3 separate regions of the Homo sapiens genome follow, and regions 1 and 3 are each linked to region 2. A link is a contact called in ENCODE Hi-C data. All regions are on one chromosome and are shown on one strand. The core of a region is the stretch at or near the end of the contact, and the rest is flanking DNA. Distances in the headings are between cores, read along the strand shown.

Region 1 (3,766 bases), core at 213-2,712, 4.3 Mb after region 2:
CCTCCACCTCCCAGGCTCAAGCCGTCCTCCCACCTCAGCCTCTCAAATAGCTGGGACCACAGGTGCACGCCACCATGCCCAGCTAATTTTTTCATTTTTTTGTAGAGACGGGGCATCACTATGTTGCCCAGGCTGGTCTCAAACTCCTGGTGTATCTTTTTAAAAGGTAACCATCTCTGTTTTCCTGCATAACTAGTCATCTAAGATGAAGTCTTGGATGAGTAAACAGGATTTTTACAAGATTGTTCATTGCCTTCTCTACTTCAAACATCAGCAGGGTAGATCTTTAGCTGTCTTGTCTCTGTTCAACCATTTAATCTCAATATGCCCAAAGATGTGGGGAAACAGGTCAGTTTACAAGCATATGCTCTTCTGACTGGTTAGCAAAAAGTCTCAGGTGCAGTATTCTGACAGTGTGTTTTCTACCCACCCTATCTATAGAAACTGAAAATTTACAGAGGGAAAAAAAAGTTTTCACGCAAAGCTTATTCTTGCTGAATCTATTCAGGTACCTTCTATTTTGAATTTCAATTGCTACTTTTTCAAAATCTGATGACTGTTCTCAAGGCCTCAGTTTCCCTCTATGACTTGGCTATCTGATGGATGCAAAACAGGCACAGAGCTACTGCTGTGGTTTGAACAGTTGTCCCCTCCAAGTGTCATGGTGAAATTTAATCTCCAATATGGGCGTATTGAGAGGTGGGGCCTCTAGGAGGTGACTGGGTCATGATGGCTCTGCTCTCATGAATGGATTAATCCATTAACAGGTTATCGCAGGAGTGGGACTGGTGACTAAAGAGGAAATGAGACCTAAGCTAGCCTCCTTGCCATGTGATACTCTGCACCACCTTGAGACTCTGCAGAGAGTACCCACCAACAAGGAAGCTCTCACCAGATGCGCCCCCTTGACCTTGGACTTCTCCACCTCCAGAACAGTACAAAATAAATTTCATTTCTCATAAATTACTCAGTTTCAGAAATCCTGTTTAAGCAACAGAAAATGGACTAAGCTACTGCCCTGCTGATCAGCCAGCCACCTGTACATGTGCACACCCAGATGACATATGCAAGAATGTTCAGACCATGGTAGATGTTTCCAAAGATGGCCCCCATCAAGTCCTTACCCCTGTGCATGCATATGCCCCTTCTCCCATTCAGTTACCCCCCTTCCCTTGAGACTGAGTTGGTGCTGTAACTGCTTTTACCAATAGGATGCAGACAAAAATAATGTTCTGAGAATTTCGAGATCAAAACCTAACAGACTGATAGCTTCCATGTCCTTCTTCTTGGAACATTCACTCATAGAATGCTCCCTCTCAGAACACAGATACCATGAGAGAAGTCCAACCGGGTCATGTGGAGAGGCCACATGGAAAAGAACTGAGGCCCAACAGCCCACACCACCTTCCAGTCATGGGAATGAACCTTATTGGATGTTCCAGCTTTGTCAAACCCCCAGATGGCTTCAGACCCAACCAAGTTTATGTGAAACAGAAGAGTCACACAGCTGAACCCACTCAACCCACTAAATTGTGAGAGATAATAACAGGTTGTTGTTTGAAGCCACTACACTTTTTTGTGGTTATGCCGCAACAGAAAAATGAAACGCAGACCTCTCAAAATCACAAGTCCACACTGTGAATATATAAATTTTAGCAAAGCACCCACTATAGGCCTGCTTCTTTAATATATATTTTCTCAGTTAATGCTCAAAACTATGCTAAGACATCAGCTTTCTCATGGCAGAGAGATTATGTAAGAGGCAGAACTGAAACTCAAGGCACACTTCCTGGCCCTAATTGATGTGTTTGTCTCACTGCATCTCAGAAGCTGGGACAAGTGACTCTGCGGGGTCAATTCTCAGCTCTCTGAACATGTATCTGCTTTGGGGATCAGTATTACCATGTGTGTTTTCAGGATCATGCTCTTCTATCATGTAGCCACCAATGTGCGGCAATGGAGAACTTTTTATACAGTATCCTAACAAAAATTAGGAAGTCATCATTAGATTCCCCCAATCAAATGTATAAGACAGTACAGAAACATAATAAAAGCACATCTAAAAGCCTCTTGGTAGATTCATGCATCAGATAAGATGATGGGTTATACAAACTCTGAAGTCCTTTTTCTTCCAGCAATCTATGACCTGCCAAGCGCTGTGCATAATTCCTTACGTGCATGATCTCATTTAACTTTCTCAATAAGCCTATACTTATAAAGCAGAAACTGTTTTCTTTAGAGGTCTTTGGGGTCTTACTCTGTTACCCTGCTTGGTATGCAGTGTGCAAACACAGCTCACTTTAACCTCAAACTCCTACACTCAGGACATCCTCCCACCTCCACCTCCTGAGTAACTGGAACTACAGGCAAACACCACCGTGAGCAGCTAATTTAACTTATTTATGTATTTATTTTTTATTTGTTTATTTTTATCTTTTTTTATTTTTTTATTTTTTTGAGACAGAGTCTCGCTCTGTCGCCCAGGCTGGAATACAGTGGCGCCATCTCGGCTCACTGCAACCTCCACCTCTTGGGTTCAAGCAAATCTCCTGCCTCAGCCTCCCAAGTAGCTGGGATTACAAGTGCCCACCACCATGCCTGGCTAATTTTTTTTTTTTTTTTTTTTTTGTATTTTTAGTAGAGACAGGGTTTCACCATGTTGACCAGGCTGGTCTCGAACTCCTGACCTCAGGTGATCTGCCCGCCTCCACCTCCCAAAGTGCTGGGATTACAGGTGTGAGCCACTTTGCCCGGCAGTAACTGCTTTTATCTCCACCTTATAGATGAGAAAACTAAGGCTTAGAGAAGCAAGAACACAGAAATAGTAAGTGGCAGAGCCAAGATTAAACACCACAGGTCTCCCAGATCCACAGTCTAAATTTTGTCATAAAATATACAGTTTCCATTCCTGCACTAGGAACATAATTTGTGGACTTGCTTGGATTATACATATTCCAAGAAATTGTCCCAACTCCCAAAGAGCCATCCCAGCTGCACCACAGGTCATGAGGTGTGCAAGAATCTATCTGGTACAGCATAAAACCATGGAAGCTGCAGGTAAAGCCAGAACCCAAGCCAACTTCCACTTCCCACCCTGGGGAGAAGTTGGAGACTGAGTGTATAAACACTAAGCCTACAAATCTGCACCAACTGTTCTATGGAATAAACTTCTGAATTGCAGCTCTAGTTTATCTTTCAGAACAAGGCCAAGCAATAACTCCGTAAAGAAATGCCTACAAGGATGACCTCTGGAAACACTTCATAATTTAAAAACCAGAATAGCTGGGCACCACTGATCCCACAGCCAAGTAGGTCAAGGCTGTGGCCCCTGCCAGTTCTACAAATTCATATCTGCTTTATCTGAATTCATTCAGGGTCATGAATAGAAGGGTAGGTTATCTGAAGTTCTGACGTCTTCCCTTCATTACCAGACATACCAGCCAACAACTGGGTTTTAGGGTACTGAGTACAAGGACATCTGGCTCAACAAAACTGAACAAGTCAGAATTTGCGGTTGGGAACAGAGGTCATTAAAGGATTTACACAGCAAAGAGCATGTCAGTGTGATCTCCAAATTTAAGGTAACATTTCAGAGAAGGTTTCATATCAGATCAACATAAAACCAATTTAAATCTATAATAAACTCCATTTCTTCATCTTGTATCTTAATGCTAAAATGTACTCTGCAAAACACAGGATGCTAAACTATGCACCCTGGATATATTCACAGATAGGAATTACTTCCAGAAAGAGCATGAACTAGTAA
Region 2 (4,037 bases), core at 164-2,663:
TATCTCTGGGGGCCAAGGTTTTAGTAGGAAAGTAAAAAAATAAGTAAACAATAATAGTACTTTAATTTACTGATAAAAGGCAATATAAAAACAAAACAGGTTAATGAGAAAAAGAATGACTGGAGGAAGCAAAATGATAAGGCAGGGAAGACATTGCTAAACAAGTGAGCTTTGGGCCCTAAGACCTGAATGCCAGAAAGAAACCAGTTACATGTAGATCTGGGAAGATGTCTGAAGCAGAAGAGGAGCAAGTGCAAAGGCCCTGAGGTGAGGATGAGCTGACTGTTCACTAAGCAGAAAGAAGATCTACCTGGTGGAATGTGGAGCAGCAGAGCAGCACCATGGGAGAGAGTGGTAGTTGACAAGTGGGGGCAGGGATCAGATCTTGAGGATATTGTGGGGCATGGTGGGGATTTATATCTGATTATAAAAGCCACAGAATTTAACTGTTGCCTTTCAAGCTATAGGATGACATGATCTGATTTACAGTTTTACAGGTTTACCTTGGCAACTATTTGGAGAAGACGGAAAGAGGCAGGAATGGAAGTGAGGAGAACAATTTGGAGACTGCAGTCATCCAAAGAAATAGCAGCAGCTTGAGCATATGTGGTAATGGCAGAGATGGAGAGACACAGACAGATCTGACCGGTAGAACCACTAAGATTTACACTTAGATTAAACAGAGGGAGTGAAGACACCCATTACTATGGTTTGGGGTTGGAACCAAGGGTAAGAAAGTTCATGTTCAGGGCAGAAGCATATGTATGGTTCACAGATAGGAGAGTGAGGGATAAAGCTCCTTGAAGCATCTTGGAGCCACATCTTAAAGATTTAGTTCATAAAACAAAGAATTCACTCATATCCGGCCATAAACACCATGTTCAGTCATAAAGGAAAAGTCACTGAAGAGAAGAAAAGTTGTCACACTCTGTTAAAATTTCCTTGGACAAGATAGCAACTTTCACATCTATCTCTGTTTTATGTTAGCACCTTAGGCATGAAGAAAATCACAATGAAATAAAAACTACTGAAGTTTTTCTCCTCTAAGTGGGGGAAAAAACCATCCAACCACATTTTCAGATGTGCAATCTTAGACATAAATATTTCAAACAGCATTTTAGGAGGAGGGAAGCAACAATTTTTCAACTCTTTTTCCTTTAATAAACTGCCTTCCCATCCCACCAACAGATTACCCCAGAAAAAAAGGAAACATTCTTAATTCCTGAGTAAATATATGGTTCCAGTAAATTCATTAATTTCTCAGGACTGGAGCTCCTTTTTTAAAAAAATATTTGCCCTGGCACCAAAAAAAAAAGTGATAATATTAGCTTCCCTTTTGTGCAGTCATGTGTTAAAATGCAAAAACAAGTGTCCCCTTCACCAGACCCTAACTAATTAAAAGAACTGTGATCATTCTAAAAGTAACAAAAGGGCTCACACTTTTACATAGACTTTTAATTTCATCTCAAAGAACCTTATGGGGACAGGAGCCATGCACCAATTCTTAATAAACAATTTTGAAAAGTATACTTGCAGCATAGGAAGCTAATTATAACACAGAGAAACCAAAAACATCTGTTTCGATTTTAAACTAAAGTCTATGCTGAACTAATACCTTTAATCTGTAGGAGAGATGATTAAAAATGAAACAAGTGAAGATTCAACAAAAATATTTTTCAGTCACCTTCTCTTAGCACTTAAAAGCTTACGTTCATACTTTATGTGCCCCTAGAAGGTTCTGTCTTTCCAAATTTTCTGGAAAAAACACACATCCACAAGCCCATGTGATACATGATGCATATTTTAGCAGAAACTTCTATACTCATAAATTCTGATGAGTAGATTTTATGTTTCCAATATATCTGTTTTATTCACTTTCCAACTTTAGCCACACTACATCTTCCTCTTTCAGGTTATTATTTTAAAAAAAAATACTCAAATGCGAGAATTCACATTAGCACTAGTGGAAAGGCTTACTATGTTATTTAGGAGTTAGGGAAATTTTTATCTCAAGGACTGTGTTTCATAGCTATTCTCATTTCTATTCACCAATTTCCTTCAATACAAAATTTTGTTAATTCTGACAGGATACAAACCTCTGTGCCCCAGCTTTCCCATCTCCTAACACTTAAAAATAATACATAAGCCTTGGTGGAACTCTAGCTAGTCTTGAGTGTGATGGCTTCTTCAATTATGGGATTTTATGAGCATGCATTATGGATTCAGATATGGCAATCAGCCTCTTAACAAAACATAGAATAATCTTGTACCTGTTAGAAGAGTTTCGGGACTCTTAAAAAACTTTGGTTAGAATTATTGCCTGTTAAAGTTTGAAGAGACCATAACCTAGCCCACAGAAAATACACATGAGAAAACCATGTCTTGGAAGGTTCGAGAGCTTACTCAAGGTCACACCGCTATTTGGATCTGATTTCAGGAAATGTACATGCAATCACATACAGCTTGCTTGATTAGAAATGTTTCCGATTATCTCATTGATTTCTTTAGCTCAGCTACACTCTAAAAACTCTGATTCTAATCAGAGAATTGCAAAGTAAATCATGAGAAACCTATGACTAAAATGAATAAAAAGCTGTAAACATCAAATGTTGACAAGGACTTTGAGCAGCACAAACTCTGATACACTGGCTGTACTCATATCTGGTACAACCACTTTAGGACACTGTTTAGCTGTTATCCACAAAAGCTGAACATAAACATATCCTATGAGCCAGTAACCCAATTCCTTCACATACATGCACCAAAAGAACATATAAGAATGTTCTGGGAAGCATTGTTCATCCTAGCAAAAAATAAAAACAAAATCAAAAACTGGAAACACTACAACCAGTAGAAAGAATAAATAAATTGTAGTATGTTTAAATATGGAATACTATACAGTAACGAAAACAAATGACCTGCAGCTGCATGGATGAATCCCACAAACATAATGAAAGAAGCCCAACATAAAATAATTCTATTTGATTATTGATTCTATTAGATTAAAAAAAGGAAAATTAATCAATGATGTTAACAAAGTCAGGACACTGGTTATCTCCGAAGGGCATGAAGGGGTGTAAGCACAAGAAGGTTTTAGGGGACTAAGGAATGTTCTATTTCTTGACATTTGTGGTAATACAATAGAAAATTCATTCAGCTATACACAAATAATTTGTCTAGTACTCAATGTATACATTATACTTCCATTTTTAAAAAGTCTGAAAAAGCAAGCCTGTGTTTACTTATGTGATGTATTTTGATATATTGATTCTGCTGCTTTTAAAAACATGAGTTTCTCTGTGTGTTCTCAAGACATTTTTCTATGTTGTTTGTGTTTGGGCAAGGATGAATGGCCCTTGTGAAAATGCCTACTCTGGTTTACCTATATGATAGGTACCTTATACTTATAAACCCACAAAGGCTTGCTTATCCTTATACTATACATCACAGCTAGGAGTATGTCTGACAGAAAATATGGAGAAATGATAGAAGGTAAACAGGCATAGATGTTGCTAATAAAAATGTCACTTTTGAACATCTCAATCCAAAGTTTGAAAACTAAATCTAAGCCTTTCTAAGAGGCATGGTGATCTTCTAGACCTGTGATAACAAACGATTTTGTTTGCCTGCCAACTCCAGTCTACTGGGAATGGTTGCCTGGAGCCTTGGGTTGAAAAAGACTGGATGGCATGCTAGGCCAGCAACAGAGAATACTGTCTATGCCATGGGTAAAAGATGGAGCATGGGTGGCACAAGGGCCTTGTTGACTGTTACGGAGTCAACGCTTTCTCTCATAGGATACAAATATTTTCTTAATCATTTTAAACTGTCTACAGAGCCTGTAATAAAGTCATAGTTTGTTATAACTATTTACCAGTTTTATTATTTTAATATAATTAAATTTCTAATTTATTTTACATGTAAGCATTTACAATATTTAAATATTTTATGCTTAATATAAATTATATCATTATAATATGGTTTAAATGCTTTACTGGTGAAACAAATTCAAAAGACTGCAGATGGTCTTAAACCAA
Region 3 (3,848 bases), core at 357-2,856, 4.6 Mb after region 2:
TCCCTCAGGGCTTTTGGGACAGCTCCTTTTTTTTTTTTTTTTTGCCTGAGCCCTAGAAAGGGATCTGAGGAATTTTCAATTAGAAAGTGGGAGTATACTCCAACATGTAGATGACCTTCTTGTATGTAGTCCAACCCAGGAGGCATCTGACCAAAAAACCTTAAAACCATTTTGCATTCCCCGGCACTCGAGTCAGAAGAGTACGTGGATCTGCCACTAATGGGTGGGCTGGGATCACGACCTCATTCATTGCCCTGAGCTCCTGTACCATATGGTATTCCCCCAAAGGCTTCAAAATGGTCAAAATGAGGGTATTACAGGGAGAATTACAGGATTTCAGAAGTCCACGGGCAAGCAACCCCTTAACTACAGACACTATGCCCTTTCTTGCTTCCAGCTTAATTGGGTATTGTTTTCTGTTGGGAAAATGACTGGGGTCTTTGAGCTGTATTTTGATGGGCACTGCCATTCTAGCCCTTCCAGCCCTCCCAGTACACCATGCTCGTGGGTTGACCTGTTTGTGTACAAATGCGACTGTCAAGGATGCCATAAAACTCATAGACAAGCTTAGGCTGCTGTCATATTAGAACTCATCATATAAATGAATTTAAGGCCAAAACACTCAATGAATGTTACATTTATGACCTTCTGAAGTTGCCCTTTGACCCAGCATCACCTTGGCCATTTGTATCCCCTTGAGCCTCCTTCCCTCCCCATCTAATGGACAGTGGAGTAGCAAAGGCTCATGTCCAGTGGTTGAGATGATTTTTGCAGTGCTATGCGTGCCATGGGCAAGGGTCAGGGCAAAACTTTGACCCTGTTGATCCCTTCTCACCCCCTCCTTCAGCTTTACTCATTTCTCCTGGGCCTGTGTGCCATGTTTGAATGCCCTCAATTTCTCACCATGTCCTGCTCAAAGACCGTATTCACTGATGGTGCGCTGGCTTTTGGTATTATAAAGATTCCCAAATTCCTCTGATCATAAGAATCACCTGGGCTGCTCATCTTGTAATTCTGAGTCAGAAAGTTTGGGGTGGGGCCTGCTGATCTGTGCATTTAACCAAGACTCTGGGTGAGTCTCATGATCACATGAGTCTGAGACACATGGATTTAATGACTATGAAAGTTGAAAGATGCCCCTGAGATCATTTAAACCAGTGGTTCTCAAAGTGCAGCTCCCAACCAGAGCATCAGTGTCACCTGGGATTTGTTAGAAATGCAAATTACTGACTCTATGAAAAAGGAACTCTGGAGGTGGGGCCCAGTTCCCTGTGTTTTCACAAGCCTTCCAGACAATTATTGCATAGGCTAAAACTCCAGACTTGCTGATGTAGACCATCTCTCTCCTGTTATCCTCTATTTTACAGATAAGGAATGTTGGCACTCTGTCTATCACTTTGGGACCTTGGGTGTTGAAGTTGGGGAGGGGGACAAGTGCTACAATCCCTAGGTGATTGTGAACAGGGTGAGAAGAGAGATGGTAGAGGGCTCCTGAGAATGGGCCATCAGTGGTGTGATCCTCAGCTTCCAATCCCTATTCTCTGAGCCTGAGGTCTTATCTGTAGACAAGGACTCATGTTTGCTGAGGGTGCTGCTAAAAGACACCAGGTGTCTGAAGGGCCAAACCTTTGTGGTAAACCAGAGCTTAGATGTTTATAGTAACTCTCCACTAAGAAATCCCCTGAGAACCCAGCCACCAAGAAGCCCCAGTTCCTCTAAAGAAAGACATGTCTCACTCTCAGAGAAGTTTCAGCTCTGCTTTTGGTGGTTAGTGCCTGCCCATTCTCAGGATGGTTCATGAAAGAGTCTTCTACTTAGTGCTGTGGAATAACCATCTGAAATTGTAAGCTGTGGGTAGATAGTACTGTGGTGTAATCACACATCTTCCTGTCACACTGGTGGGAAGGATCAAGGGTTCAGCATAGTTCAGCCATCCCTGTTATTCTCAAAACCAGTGTTCCCAAACTTCAGTCATTTGGCTATAATTTTCACAATGTTTCTAAATTCAAGTACAATATGTATTGTCGTTTTATCTAATATTTTTCACTTGCTCAACTTAAAAAAACTAAGAATATTTTCAAATTTTCAAAATAATTATGAAGATAGTACAGAGAGTTCTCATATATATACCCCACGCCTGGTTTCCCCTATTGTTAAAATCTTATATTAGTATAGTACATTTGTCATAAATAATGAACTAAATTAATTGATACATTATTGTTAACTAAAGTCCATGCTTTATTTAGTTTTTACTTAATGTCCTTTTTTTTCTTTTCTGTACCTGGATCCCATTTAGGGTACCACATTAAATTTATTCATCACATTGTATTTGGGTCCTATTCCAGACCTAACAAAAAGTGGACTGATGCAAAAGAATGACACTCTGGTTAAAGCTATTGCTGTGAGTATTAAAGCCCTTTGTCTCTGATCCAAGAGTCTCATGTCTTCTGCCAGCATCTAAGAAACACTGACAAGTCAATTAGTTAGTTTCCAGGTAGGGTAAAGGCTTAGATATCTTACAGTTCTTGAACTTTTTTGTTGCACAATTGAAGTATTCAAAAAGGGTAAAAAAAATCAAGTTTTTAAATATTTAAACTAATTCAATTAAAGTATAAAAGGCCACTTAAAAGTGATGGTTAAAAGTTGCCAGATTCATAAACAAAGTAATAAGGTTTATGAGTTGGACTTAAAAATTCAAGGAATAATGAGGAATTTAAATTTGTAATTTTAATAAATAAAGTATTAATTTAAGAAAATCACAGTATCCCCTTAGTAATTTTTCCTGTCTATAAAAGCCCCTATCAAGGATGCCACAAAACTCATCTAGATAAGCTTGGGTTGTCATATTGGAACTCATCATATAAATAAATTTACCCAAAATTGTTTATGACCATGAATGACAAAGCTTTACTGTGCTCAAGCACATTTGCATTTTAGAATAAGATAAACAGCTTTGTTCAAAGAATGAAAGTCTAATGGTGAAATTTTGCCGCCATTGCAGGGCTAGTGCCCCTCATGTCACATTATGAGGTTAGCTTCTTTTACAGATTCAAAGGATAAAACAAGGGCCCTCTACTTTGTCCCTGCTGAATTCTCGAGACCTAGAACAGGCACATAATTGATGCTTATTAAAGATGTACAAATTAATGATCAGATTTTAGCCAGGGCCAGATTTCAGTTTTAGAAACATCACTCTGGCTGTAATATGAAAGTTAGATGGAAGAGGTAACACTAGAGAGGAGACCAAGCAGGAAGTTGGTGGCAAACCCTGACAGTAGACACACGGCCATGGCTTCCAGGGTTTTGGACTAAAATCCTACCCTCTTCAGGAAATAACTAGTCTCATTCTGGAAAACATCTGTTGGCTTATTAGTGGTCTCTGAGGGAGGCTAAAAGCCTGACCCTGGGGTGCCCTGTGACCATGTGGCCCATACTTCTCATCATGAATGGGTCTTCTCTGGACCATTAAACCATGAAGCAGGAGGAGCATAGCAAGACTGGATCCAACCTTACAGCACAAATAAAACTGCAGGATGTCAAGGATCAATGGACAAGGTGACCTGTTCTGTGGACATGTGACCTACTCAGTTTCACACTCTGGCATTTTCTCAATGTGCTCGTGAGCAAATGTCTGTGCAGTAAGGTCAGGGGTCCCACATGGCTCAGAAGAATAGGCCTCCTCTCACTGAGGCTGACTTGGCTGCTGCAGGCCTGAGTGTCCCGTCAGTCAATGGCAGGAAGCAGCCCGTGAACATCTTGGAGGGGGCAGTGATTTGTCCTCAATGGGGGAGACACATCCAGATTTGGGTTTGCCTTCTGAGCCCATCATACTCATGTGACTTATTGAA

What was found. A loop is a pair of places that touch in the nucleus more often than their neighbours do. Pooled maps may share reads with other maps.
Region 1: a loop to region 2 is called in a map with no recorded cell type, with 22 times the contacts of the local background. The contact joins two enhancer-like sites. A Hi-C loop is called at or near these places in 2 of 37 single-sample maps with no recorded cell type and 4 of 50 pooled maps.
Region 3: a loop to region 2 is called in a map with no recorded cell type, with 9 times the contacts of the local background. The contact joins two enhancer-like sites. A Hi-C loop is called at or near these places in 2 of 37 single-sample maps with no recorded cell type and 3 of 50 pooled maps.

Annotation. Positions count from the first base shown.
Region 1 is chr6:136,763,074-136,766,839 of GRCh38, forward strand. All of the region lies in intron 1 of MAP3K5 (mitogen-activated protein kinase kinase kinase 5), which reads right to left. LOC124901410 (a long non-coding RNA gene) reads left to right here. Exons shown (of 2, transcript XR_007059786.1): 2 at 768-966. Among named protein-coding and RNA genes, the nearest start is that of MAP3K5-AS2, 19 kb to the right of the region's middle. RefSeq lists enhancers at 547-596, 877-986, 1,657-1,706. Within about 2 kb of position 1,463, at least 7 of the 41 ENCODE cell types and tissues checked have a DNase peak (open chromatin) inside an H3K27ac peak, as active enhancers do.
Region 2 is chr6:132,494,343-132,498,379 of GRCh38, forward strand. All of the region lies in intron 2 of STX7 (syntaxin 7), which reads right to left. Among named protein-coding and RNA genes, the nearest start is that of STX7, 17 kb to the right of the region's middle. Within about 2 kb of position 1,414, at least 3 of the 41 ENCODE cell types and tissues checked have a DNase peak (open chromatin) inside an H3K27ac peak, as active enhancers do.
Region 3 is chr6:137,101,510-137,105,357 of GRCh38, forward strand. No RefSeq gene overlaps it. Among named protein-coding and RNA genes, the nearest start is that of IL20RA, 58 kb to the left of the region's middle. Within about 2 kb of position 1,607, at least 5 of the 41 ENCODE cell types and tissues checked have a DNase peak (open chromatin) inside an H3K27ac peak, as active enhancers do.